Linked DNA regions of Homo sapiens: region 1 is linked to region 2. Evidence: chromatin loops called from intact Hi-C (ENCODE). Cell type or tissue: GM12878. All regions are shown on one strand. Links, peaks and the distances in the headings refer to the core of each region. The heading gives the core; the rest is flanking DNA.

Region 1 (5,386 bases), core at 332-5,331, 390 kb before region 2:
TTTGTTTCCTCCAGAATATTTAACTTGTAGCCAAAACTTTAGGGGAAGAGGGTAGTATAAATATGTGTCTTTACTCATAGGACTTTTTCAGCATTTAAAGCATTACTCTATAATTAATAATTGATATCTAATTAAGGGACATTTCACGTTGATTCTAAAATGGAAGTAAACAGCACTAATACAATTACTAACTCAAAATGCTGTTGAAAGAAGTAAAGTGGAATTCTGTGTTGAAACTATATTCAGATAAAATGGCGTTCTTTATTCCTTGTTGTAAAAACAGCCTGAAATTTTGTATTGGCTTTGGCTATGTATTTGTTTAACATTTTCATACAATTAAAAGTCACTATTAGACTGTAAATTGTATCATGGACTATGGTACTTAAATATTAACATATTAAATTTTCTACTCAAAGATTCATAGACAGTGTGGAAAATTCACCAGCAGAGGACAGTGTCGCTTCATACATTTTTTTTCCTGCAAAGTCCTTTGTAAGGAATGGATTTTCCTTATAACCTTGACCTAGAGTCTTAGAAGATATTTATTGGTTACACATTTGTAATCGGTATGTTTTATATTGAAGAGAAGATGATAAAAATGGATGTAACTTAATGTAGTAAGGGCTATTTATACTATTGTTTATATTCCCTTTACATTAGTTGTTTCTTAAATGAAGTGCCCATTTTATGTGTAGGAAGTTTGTGCATTTAACCTAAAATACCATCAAGTTGAAGTGCTGTCTTTTGTGAAATGAGGTTATAATTTTCTTCCAAATCTATTGCAAACTGTTAATGTGTTTAATCTCTACATGTTACTTAGTGTAGCTGCTGTGCGAAGTGGGTACAGACAGGCACACACAGTACAAAAATGAAATAGAATGTATTGGGAGGGCCTTACAAGCTGACAAGTAGCAGTGTGTGCAGGTCCCCCACCACTCATTCTTTCACTGAGAGAATGAGGCTTGAGTGGGGCACAGGTGGGAACGGGCGTCCACGGAAGGACCCCACCTGGCCCAACATGCTCCATTTAGCCACGGAGAATCAGGGCAGAACACATCCCTGTGGGACCAGGTGTGACAAGATCTTCTTGGGGGGAGGATGTAGTCTTTGTAGCACTGACTTAGCAAAGAGGCCTCTTTTTGCTAAGTTTCTGAGGTGGGGGGTGGGGAGGTACCTAGCTTAATTGGGGACATTAAGTAGATTTTAGTGGTAAAGAGAGGACATTTAGTCTGCCTGGGTTTGAATCCTAGCATTGTCATTTACAGGTAATATCATCTTGGGCAATTCATCTATAAATTGGGATAATAATACCAAATTGGAACAATAATGATAGGTTAGTTGTAATGATTAAATCAAATAATGAGAGTAAACTCCTGGAGTAGTGACTGACACATGGCATGTAATAAACATTTTTCTTTCTACGAGGTATTGATATTTATTAACCTCTTAAAAGCAATTTGGACTCCCTTTGTCTCTTATTGTCCTGTGACAGTTACCATGAGTGCATTCTCCCATTTTTGTTTACCAGATCTGCCCCAGGAACTTTTTAAAAAATTGATTTCTTTCTTTTGAAAATAAAACAAATATGTGAAACATACTGAAAATGCTAAAACCTACATGAGAGTATTAGAAAGTAAAGAATGTAATTCTATAATCAGCTACATATGGATAGGCAGAGAGAGGGGTCTGCTTCTTGTCCAGCTGTAGCTCTGTGCTAGTGGAAGCATGTCCTGGAGTTCACGATGTGGCCAAGAGAACAGATGTAGTTAGGCAATGGAGGTGGGACAGAGAGCTGCAAAGTGCTGCACTTGCCCCTCTTACTGGACCCAAAAGGCTCTCAAGTGTAACACCTTTCTGTAGTGCTGTAGATCATTAATCTGGGTGTGTGATGACCATCTGATCTAGCACATCCAGTGGCATTGTGCATATTGGGATAGGAATTTGATTTTGTGAACTCAAGCTATTCAGCAGGGCCCATGAAAAATCACCAGAAGGGTAGGTGGGTCTTTGCCACTGTCTGATGTTTCAAAGATTTCTTGTATTAAATGCTGTGTCCAAAATTATAGAATACTCTCCAGTTTGTATTTATGTAAAAAAAAAATAAAAATAAGCTTTCACTCGTATTTTTAACATGGCAGACTTTGTAAAAACATTTAATGAAACAAGTAAATATATACACTTATTTTGAAGTCTTTAGTATTTTAGAGTATATTTGACAGCAAAAGAGGGTGAGGAAAAACAAATTTGGATTTCTGTCCCGCTAAAAAATTCTTAAAAAAATATTTAATGTTAAATATATTAGAAGAAAATATAGGGGAGTATTTATTTGATCCTTGAGTGGAGCAAGACTTTTGAAGCGGCACATCATTGGTGGACACCATGAAAGAAGATTTCACGTATATCTTTGAAAATTGCAAGCTGAATAGAAAAGTATATGATAGGTAGTGGGTTAATATCCTTAATAAGGTGCATGTCCAAGTAATCCCTGGATGTCACTTAATAGCAAGTTCGTGAGAAGGAAAATATGGTAAAATTGAAATATTTTGAAGCTGAATATAAAATGTACTTGAATATTTTAAAATAAAACCATGTTTTAAGGAAATTTGATACATCTGGTATGCTGCATGGTTTTTACCTTCAGATGCCATGAGGTTATGAGTTACTCTTTTTTGCCATTAGGGGTCGTTTTTGGGCAAGTTTGAGAAGCAGCACTACATTAATATATAAAGAAATTCCCATTTGTAATTCATTAATCTTTAAATGGCTAAACTTCATTGAGTCCTTACTTTGTGTCAGGCATAAGGCTGAACTTACATTAACTTGTTTAATTTTTACAACTGTCCTATAGAATAGATAATGTTATTACCCCCATCTTATTAGAGAAAATTAAAGCACTGAGAGGCACAATTGTGGGTCCCTCCACACCAAAATTAGAAAAACTGGGCAAAAGACAGGCAGTTCACTAAAGCAGAAATATAGTCAGCAAATAACTACAAAACGTAAATATAATCTCATTAGTAGTCATAGAAATGCAAAGAGGTTAGTGCCATTTCTCACCTCTCAGATTGGTGCAGAAGACAAATGGAAATACTCAGTGCAGTTTTAAACTATGCAAATTAGTACACCCCAGAGCATGCCAAGGCACCAGCCTTAGAAATGTGTGCCCTGTGACCCTGCATCCACACCTGGGAATTTGTCCTATGGAAATAATCAGTAGTTGCCCAAGAATGTATTTATTTGGATAGTCTTCACAGTGTTGATTGTGAAACTGAAAAAATTGATAGCAAGTAAATGTTGAACGCTGCGGGATAGTTGAATAGATGATGGTACATCCAGTCATGATATGCTAATTAGCATTAAAAATGATGTGGAGGTACGTTTATTGATATGTGTAGATAGATGTTTGTAATACACGGTCATGGATTAAAGAAAGGTTATAGAATAGGATCTTTTCTTAGTTTGAATGCTTACTTGTATTACAAATTATAGAAAGATGTTTATTAAATTTTAGCGTCATCTTTGCAGGGTTTTAATTTGCTTATCTTTATTTTAAAATATTTCTATAGCAACCAGTTATCACATGTGCAGTGAAAAAAATAACAGATTATTTTTTTAAAAGGGCTGGCTTAAATTACTTAATTTACTTAAAATTATGTATAGCTCTATTAATAAAAAACTTTTATGCCATCACTTAGAGGATGAGGGAAAAAAACCTCCAACTTTTAATATGGAAGTAAAAAGACAAGAAGGTAGAAAATGATCAGCGATGAGGAATCTGAAAGATTAGAGTTTCCATAATTTGCTAGATTTGAGGCTTTGGATAAATTACCTGTTTCTAGCTTCAAACAGGAGTATAAATATCAATAATTCTTCAGTGTGCGTAATTGCATCTGATATTTGTAATGATGACTGTGGGCTGTCAAGCTAGTTAATGATTTTGATGAATTACATATCCCGATTAAGAAAATAAGCTAGTACATTAGTGAATTTTAGAATGAATAGTGTTAAATAGTTGAAATTCATGCCTGTCCTTCATGATACATTTCACTTCCTACCTCTGCTAGATAAGTCAGACCTGTTTAACAATGTTAGCACTTGTATAAAATGTTCATATTTAGTTCAAAAGGGAGAAATTTGACTAATCTCCTTGATCTCTAAAATAAGTTATTATATCTAAAAACTTAATTAAATTATTGTGGTCATGAAGCTTTTGTTGACGTATTGCAAAGGACATGTTTGTGAACGTGTGTGACCCAGCTGAATGTTTCTGGCTCTGCATAAGAACATGGGAGGAGGCTGGTGCTGGGGCTCGGGGAGGTGGCAGGGACTGGGCACTGTTGCCTGAGGGGGTAAACACCCCATGTCCTTTGGATCCTGGTTCTGGCTTCTTAGGTCATGAGGCCCTTCTGCAGGGTTGCTCCCCTACTTTTGCCCAGGACTTGGGGCAGTTTGTGAGGTTTGTGAGGAAGGTGGAAACCCAGTGCCAAAACTAGATGGTAGCCAGACCATCTGTGAAGGTTTCTCCCAGGAGGTTGGCACAGAACGGGAAGATGGCAGGTGACCTTAGGAAAGAGGTTTTCTCAAGGTGCAGGCAGAGCCAGGGAGGGGCCTTCATGGTGCCTTGCTGTTTCTGGCCAGCCTTATTTCCTGCCCACCTGCCCCTTCCTCCTTTCCTGCCATTCTATGCTTCTCTGCATTCTCCTTTAGCAGCAAGTTGAGCTGCTCCTCCCCAGACTAACGAATACTTGATACCATGCAGCTCAGCTTTGCTGTCACTTCTTGCAGTCAGGACCCTTAACCTCTCCCCTGTGTGATAAAGTACTGTCTCCTAGGGTTATTCTGAAGACTGCTGGAGAAGATGTACACACCATGCTGGCATTCCTTGACATGCTTCACATAGGCGCTGTTCTCTGAGGCAGGGTTCCAGGAAGCTCATAGTCCTGGCATTCATTGTAGAATGAATGAATACAAATGCCTCTGCCAAACACAGTGGATAAAAACAGAAATGATCATTAATGTATGTGAATGGAGTAGATTGAAAGTAAAGAAAACCCATGTACAAATTGTTCATTGTTCTATCTGAAGGGTAATAAATATACTGGGAGAGAGAGAATTTATATATTTGCAGCTTTAACTAATTTTGGTTTTGCTATAGTCCAAAGGCATTTCTGCTTAGAAATGTTTGTAAGGTTGTTTCTTTCCCCAGTAACTGGATTCTAATGAGGATAGCAGGTATTAGTGTCTGCTGAACTGATGGTTGCTCCCGGAGATGTGTTGGTATTCCCTATGTGTTACCATGTGTGTTTTTTAATCCTTTTTTTAACTACTTTTGATAAAGAAATAAGGAAAAGAATATTTTTTTTCACTATTTCTATTGTTGATATTT
Region 2 (5,386 bases), core at 229-5,228:
GGGATTACAGGTGTGTGCCATCATGCCCAGCTAATTTTTGTATTTTTAGTAGAGATGGAGTTTTGCCATATTGGCCAGGCTGGTCTCAAACTGTGGATCTCAGGTGATCCACCCACCCCGGCTTCCCAAAGTGTGGGGATTAAAGGCATGAGCCACTTCGCCTGGCTGGAAAGTGGGGTCTTTTAGGAAGTGTTTAGGTCGTGAGGGGTCTGTCCTCATAAATTAATTAATGGTCTTATTAAAAGGGTTTGTGAGAGCGGGTTCTTTCTCTCCTGTTCTGCCATGTGAAGACACAGGGTTCGTGTGTCTTCACATGGCACACCTTCCGCCTTCCACCATGTATTCACATGGCACACCTTCCACCTTCCACCATGTATTATTAGCCCTTCCGCCTTCCACCATGTAAGGACACAGTGTCTTGGCCCACACCAGATGCTGGTGCCTTGATCTTGGACTTTCCAGCATCCTGAACTGTGAGGAAATAAATTTATTTTCTTTATAAATTACCCAGTCTGTAGTCTCCTGTTATACCAGTGCAAAACAAAGATGTGCCCCTTTAACATTTGAGGACAGGGACTGCACATTCGATTCCTTCATTTCACCCACAGAGTTCTACATATGGATGATGCACAACAAATAATTGTTTATAACAAAAAAAAGGAGAACATAGCTTATCTAGGAAATACAGATTTGGTGATTTGAACAAGTTTAAAGAATATCTTTGGAAACATGCTGAGAGCCTATGACATCACCATGTAATATGTCTTTTGTTTCTCATGGCAACCTGAAAGATTATTAAATTGACTATTGACTGCTGCTTTTAAGCAATATGCAACAAGAATTTCCTTCAGAAAAAAAGCTATGCATTTTTCAAAAAGGAAGAGAATGTGTAACGTCTGAAGATCTTCATTATAAGTCATTCTTTGTTTCAAAATTATACTTGCTTGCCTTTCTGTTTCTATTAGAAATAAAAACACACTCCTTCATGCCTCAAATGAGGTAAGATAATGGTGGTAGGATATCAGTCCTAAGCCTGTCCCAGGGAAGTAAGGGGTTATAATTAGGTGGCCCATTGAGCCTCAACCCTCACTCTGAGGAAATAATCAGAAGCGGGGAACACATCTTTTTTCTTCTGAAGTGCTGGTGGAAGCTTAGCTGGAGGTACTGGTGCCACCCTTTTTTAGCTGTCCCCAAAGGTCAAATATCCTGATCCAGTTTCAGGTTGAGGCCCATCTGGATAAATGAAGACCACAAACTACAGGTGAGAGAAGCCAAGCATGTACTATCCAGTGGCTTAACTATGCATTCTGTAGGGGATCAAAAGACAGCAAACCTCCTTGGTCAATCACTGTGTATAACACCCATCTCCCTAATATTCAATCAATCTGAATGAGTGCTGTCCCAGACCGAGGTAGCCTCTCTGATTTAGCAGCTTTTAAAACTGGCTACCATAACATCCTATAGGATGTTGTTCATCCAGTATCACAGGGTCCAAGAAATCTATCCTCAGTCATTTTACTTAGAGGCAACTTACATGAAATCCACCCGAGTGAGCCATGTGGTGGAATGTGAGAATGGTCCCAACTCCAACTCAGAGAAATCTCGCTGTAAGGAATGTTCAGGAAGAAATGTAGAGATTGAATCCAAAGATTAATTAAAAGATCTCGGCCGGGTTTGGTGGCTCATGCCTGTAATCCCAGCACTTTGGGAGGCCTAGGTGGGTGGATCACGAGGTCAAGAGATCAAGACCATCCTGGCCAACATGGTGAAACCCCGTCTCTACTAAAAATACAAAAAAAAAAAAAAAAAAAAAAAAAGCTGGGCATGGTGGCGCGCGCCTGTAGTCCCAGCTACTTGGGAGGCTGAGGCAGGAGAATCACTTGAACCCGAGAGGACGAGGTTGCAGTGAGCTGAGACTGTGCCACTGTACTCCAGCCTGGTGACAGAAGGAGACTCTATCTCAAAACCAAAACAAAAACAAAACAAAAAAGATCTCATTTATTTGTAGTGTCTGTGCTATAGGATTTATGTTTCCTGAATTATGGCGCCAGTAAAAATACTCCATCCCTCTTGGCAAAGTGCAGAGAACAAATAATTTTACACAAACCTCAGAAGCCACACTGCACAAAGGAACAGGTGACCAGAGGACACTTGCTTCTGGCAATCCCTCAGACAAATTTGTAAAACAAGTAACAGTTGATTCAACAACCACAGGCTTTGGTCTTGTTTCAAACCCTTCTTCTCTGGAACTGGCCTTTTGCCTGAAGCCAGCTTTGGACCTATCCTGTACTATCCTGTCTCTACTTTCCTCTTCTGGATGAAGGAGAACATCCATTTGTTGTTCAGATAAAAAGTACTCTTGTGAGAATGAAACTAATAATGCTTCAGTGACTTTCAGAGGCTTCCTGGTTCCCACTGTATCAATTTAAACTCCTTTGTCAAGATTTCAGGATCCTCCAGTATTGTCAAACACATCTTGTTTTTCCCAGGAGTGCATGCTAAGCCTTTATTCCTTTTGTTCATCTCATCTAAAATTGCCTTCCTGCTTCTCATGTTCTGGCTGACATTTAAGGCTCCGTTTAAGTTCTATTTCCTCTGTGAAGATTTCATTGTTTCTTTTAGCTATTCTGAGGACATTTACTCAGTACCCACACAATGAAGCCACTACCCTGCCTTGTTCACTCTCACTTCTGGTGTGTAACTCATATCTCCCAGCTAGTGGTAAACCACCGCTTGACACTTCACTTTCCATGCCCAGAACTTATCTACTGCTGAGGTTACTGGGGGCTCTTTCTACAGAGAGAGGAAGAAGTTTCTGACATCGAAACTACCTCAAATGGAATGAGGTCATTTAGGATGTAATGAGTTCCTTGTCAGTGGAAGGTATCAGCTAGAGGTCACTGGAAGGGGCCTTCCCTAATGCATAGATCTTAGTTGATTTTTTATACACATTTGATGAATGAATGAATACAGGCTGTTGGGAAAGAGATTCAGATATTCAGTTGGCATGTGACAAAATTCTCAACACCAAGTTTCTATTATTCTATAAAATGGTTGCTCATTAAAGAAAAGCATTTGTCACATTCATAAAAGTCTTTTCTCATTTGGAAACAATTTCACATTTGTTACCTCACTTGATTTTAGCAAACTTGTGAGAGGTGTGAACGTTCACCATTATCTAAGTGTTACACATGAGGAAAGTGATGGAAACATAACAAGGATGTGTAGAAGGTGCATGAGGAGATGGGGGCACAACAATATCCAGGAAACAATGGTTGCCATGCTCTGGCCTTGGGCCATTTAGTGGTGGAGGGTTTGGGAGACAAGTCAGGGATAACAATGGAAAAATAAATCATAGTTAAACTTACTTATCGAGTTTGTGCTTGGATCCACTGGACTACCTATTAAACCAGGACACTATGCAGAAGCTGCTGGTTTCCTCTTCAACAAAGAAGTTAGAATTGCAATTTGGGTGAACATTTTTAACTGAGTCATAGCTGCTCTTTTATTACCTTGTGATAGGGTCCAAAAAACACTCAGAAAATTTGAAAATTCCAAACCGTGCGGCTTCAGGAAATGTATATGAAATTTATTTCTTGCTTTAGTGGAATGGTGGATATGAAGCCATCAGATAACAAGGAATGCCTTTTTTTTTTTTTTGAGACAGGGTTTTGCTCTGTAGCCTAGGCTGGAGTGCAATGATGCGATCTCAGCTCACTGCAACCTCCACCTCCTGGGTTCAAGTGATTCTTGTGCCTTAGCCTCCTGAGTTGCTGGGACAACAGGCATGTGTCACCATGTCTGGCTAATTTTTGTATTTTCAGTAGAGACGGGGTTTCACCATGTTGTCCAGGCTGGTCTTGAACTCCTGGTCCCAATTGATCTACCTGCCTCAGCCTCCCAAAGTGTTGGCATTACAGATGTGAACCATGGTGCCTGGCCAGGAATACCTATTTTAAGAGTAGAATGTGTTAAAGCGCTGAGGTAAATCATAGTAGTATTTTCCTAATGCTCTCTTGTAAACCTTGACAGTATAATATGAATTCAGCAACACAGTTATCAATCAGATACAATGTTCAAATCATTTTGCTGAACACCTGTCAAAAGCTTTGGTTATGCTCCCTGTTGAAGAGGACATCATGAAAAGACTTGGGCAGTATTGTAAGTGTGAAGTAGGAGAATGACAAATTGATCAGGGTGTATTATATGTGGCTATATTTGTTTTCTATCACTACCTAACAAATTATCACAAATGAAGCAGGTTAAAATGACTCACAGGAGTCGTCAGGACTCAGCTAAGATGTGCCCAGTGCACATCTTAGCAGGGTCCTCTGCTTAGAATTTCACAAAGCTGCAGTCAAAGTACTGGCTGGATTGAATTGCTTTCTAGATCTCAGGATTCTCTTTTAGGTTCCCTCATGTTGTTGACAGAACTCAATTCCTTGTGTTGTAGGACTGAGGCCCCTGCTGTATTGCTGGCTTTCAGCTGGGGCTGCCCTCAGCTCCTACAGCCACTCAGTTTCTTGCCTCATGGGCCTTCTCACAACATGGCAGCTTATGATTTCAAGGCCAGGAGGAGAATCTCTGACCTCCTCGGTTTCTGACTTCTAGACCCTCTTTTAAAGGACTTTCCTTATTAGGTCAGGCTTACAAAGCACAATCTCCTTTTTGGTTAACTTGAAATCAACTGATTAAGAATTTTAATTACATATATAAAAATCCCTTCCCTTTTGCCAAATAACATAACTTAATCACTGGAGTAAAATCCTACCATATTCACAGGTCACTAAAGGAAGGGGATTATACAGGGCATGCAGATCAGAAGTGGAAGTCTTCAGATCATCTTAGAATTTTTCCTATTATACTAGTGAATCAGAAGGCAAAACATCATCCTGTTAGTGATGTTTTTCCAGTACCAACTCTCCCATACCAGTTGGGTGTCCTACAATTCAATTCTGACACTATCTGAAGTGAGCATCAGATCCTACGGGTTAAGGGTGCAGACTGTTCTCATATCAGACAGCAGATGTAAGTCCCAGGGGCCGTCTGTACTTCTGTCTCATGAACCACAAATTTGAGGGTTCCTATGACCACCTCTCAGGTTCAATAATTTGCTAGAATGACTCACAGAGCTCAGGGAAGCACTGTAATTATGGTTACTGATTTGTTATATAGTATACAAATGAACAGCCAGGTGAAGAGTTACATAGGGCAACAAGGTCTGTGAGCAGAGTTGAGGGATGGGGCACAGTGCTACATGATATTTCCAGGCACGTCACCCTCCCAGCACATCCTTGTGTTCAGCAACCCGCAAATTTCCCAAATCTTGTTGTTTTAGGGTTTTTTATATGGGACTTCATTACATAACATTCAAGTGTTATGGACT

What was found. Hi-C counts contacts between places; a loop is a spot of excess contacts. Peaks named below come from ENCODE experiments on the same cell type or tissue, not always from the same donor. Only the 100,000 strongest peaks of a DNase experiment are listed, where the experiment ranks them.
Region 1: it touches region 2 in a loop (2.4-fold over the local background); 1 of 110 quality-filtered maps calls a loop at or near these places.

Annotation. Positions count from the first base shown.
Region 1 is chr9:6,907,523-6,912,908 of GRCh38, forward strand. The region is part of intron 8 of KDM4C (lysine demethylase 4C); the gene reads left to right. Among named protein-coding and RNA genes, the nearest start is that of KDM4C, 150 kb to the left of the region's middle. In GM12878, for the core only: CTCF peaks have their summits at 444 (motif pointing right) and 2,679; no DNase peak of the experiment used is centred there.
Region 2 is chr9:7,295,576-7,300,961 of GRCh38, forward strand. No RefSeq gene overlaps it. Among named protein-coding and RNA genes, the nearest start is that of DMAC1, 500 kb to the right of the region's middle. In GM12878, for the core only: no CTCF peak of the experiment used is centred there; DNase peaks (open chromatin) are centred at 2,736 and 5,088; H3K4me3 peaks cover 608 bases; H3K27ac peaks cover 725 bases.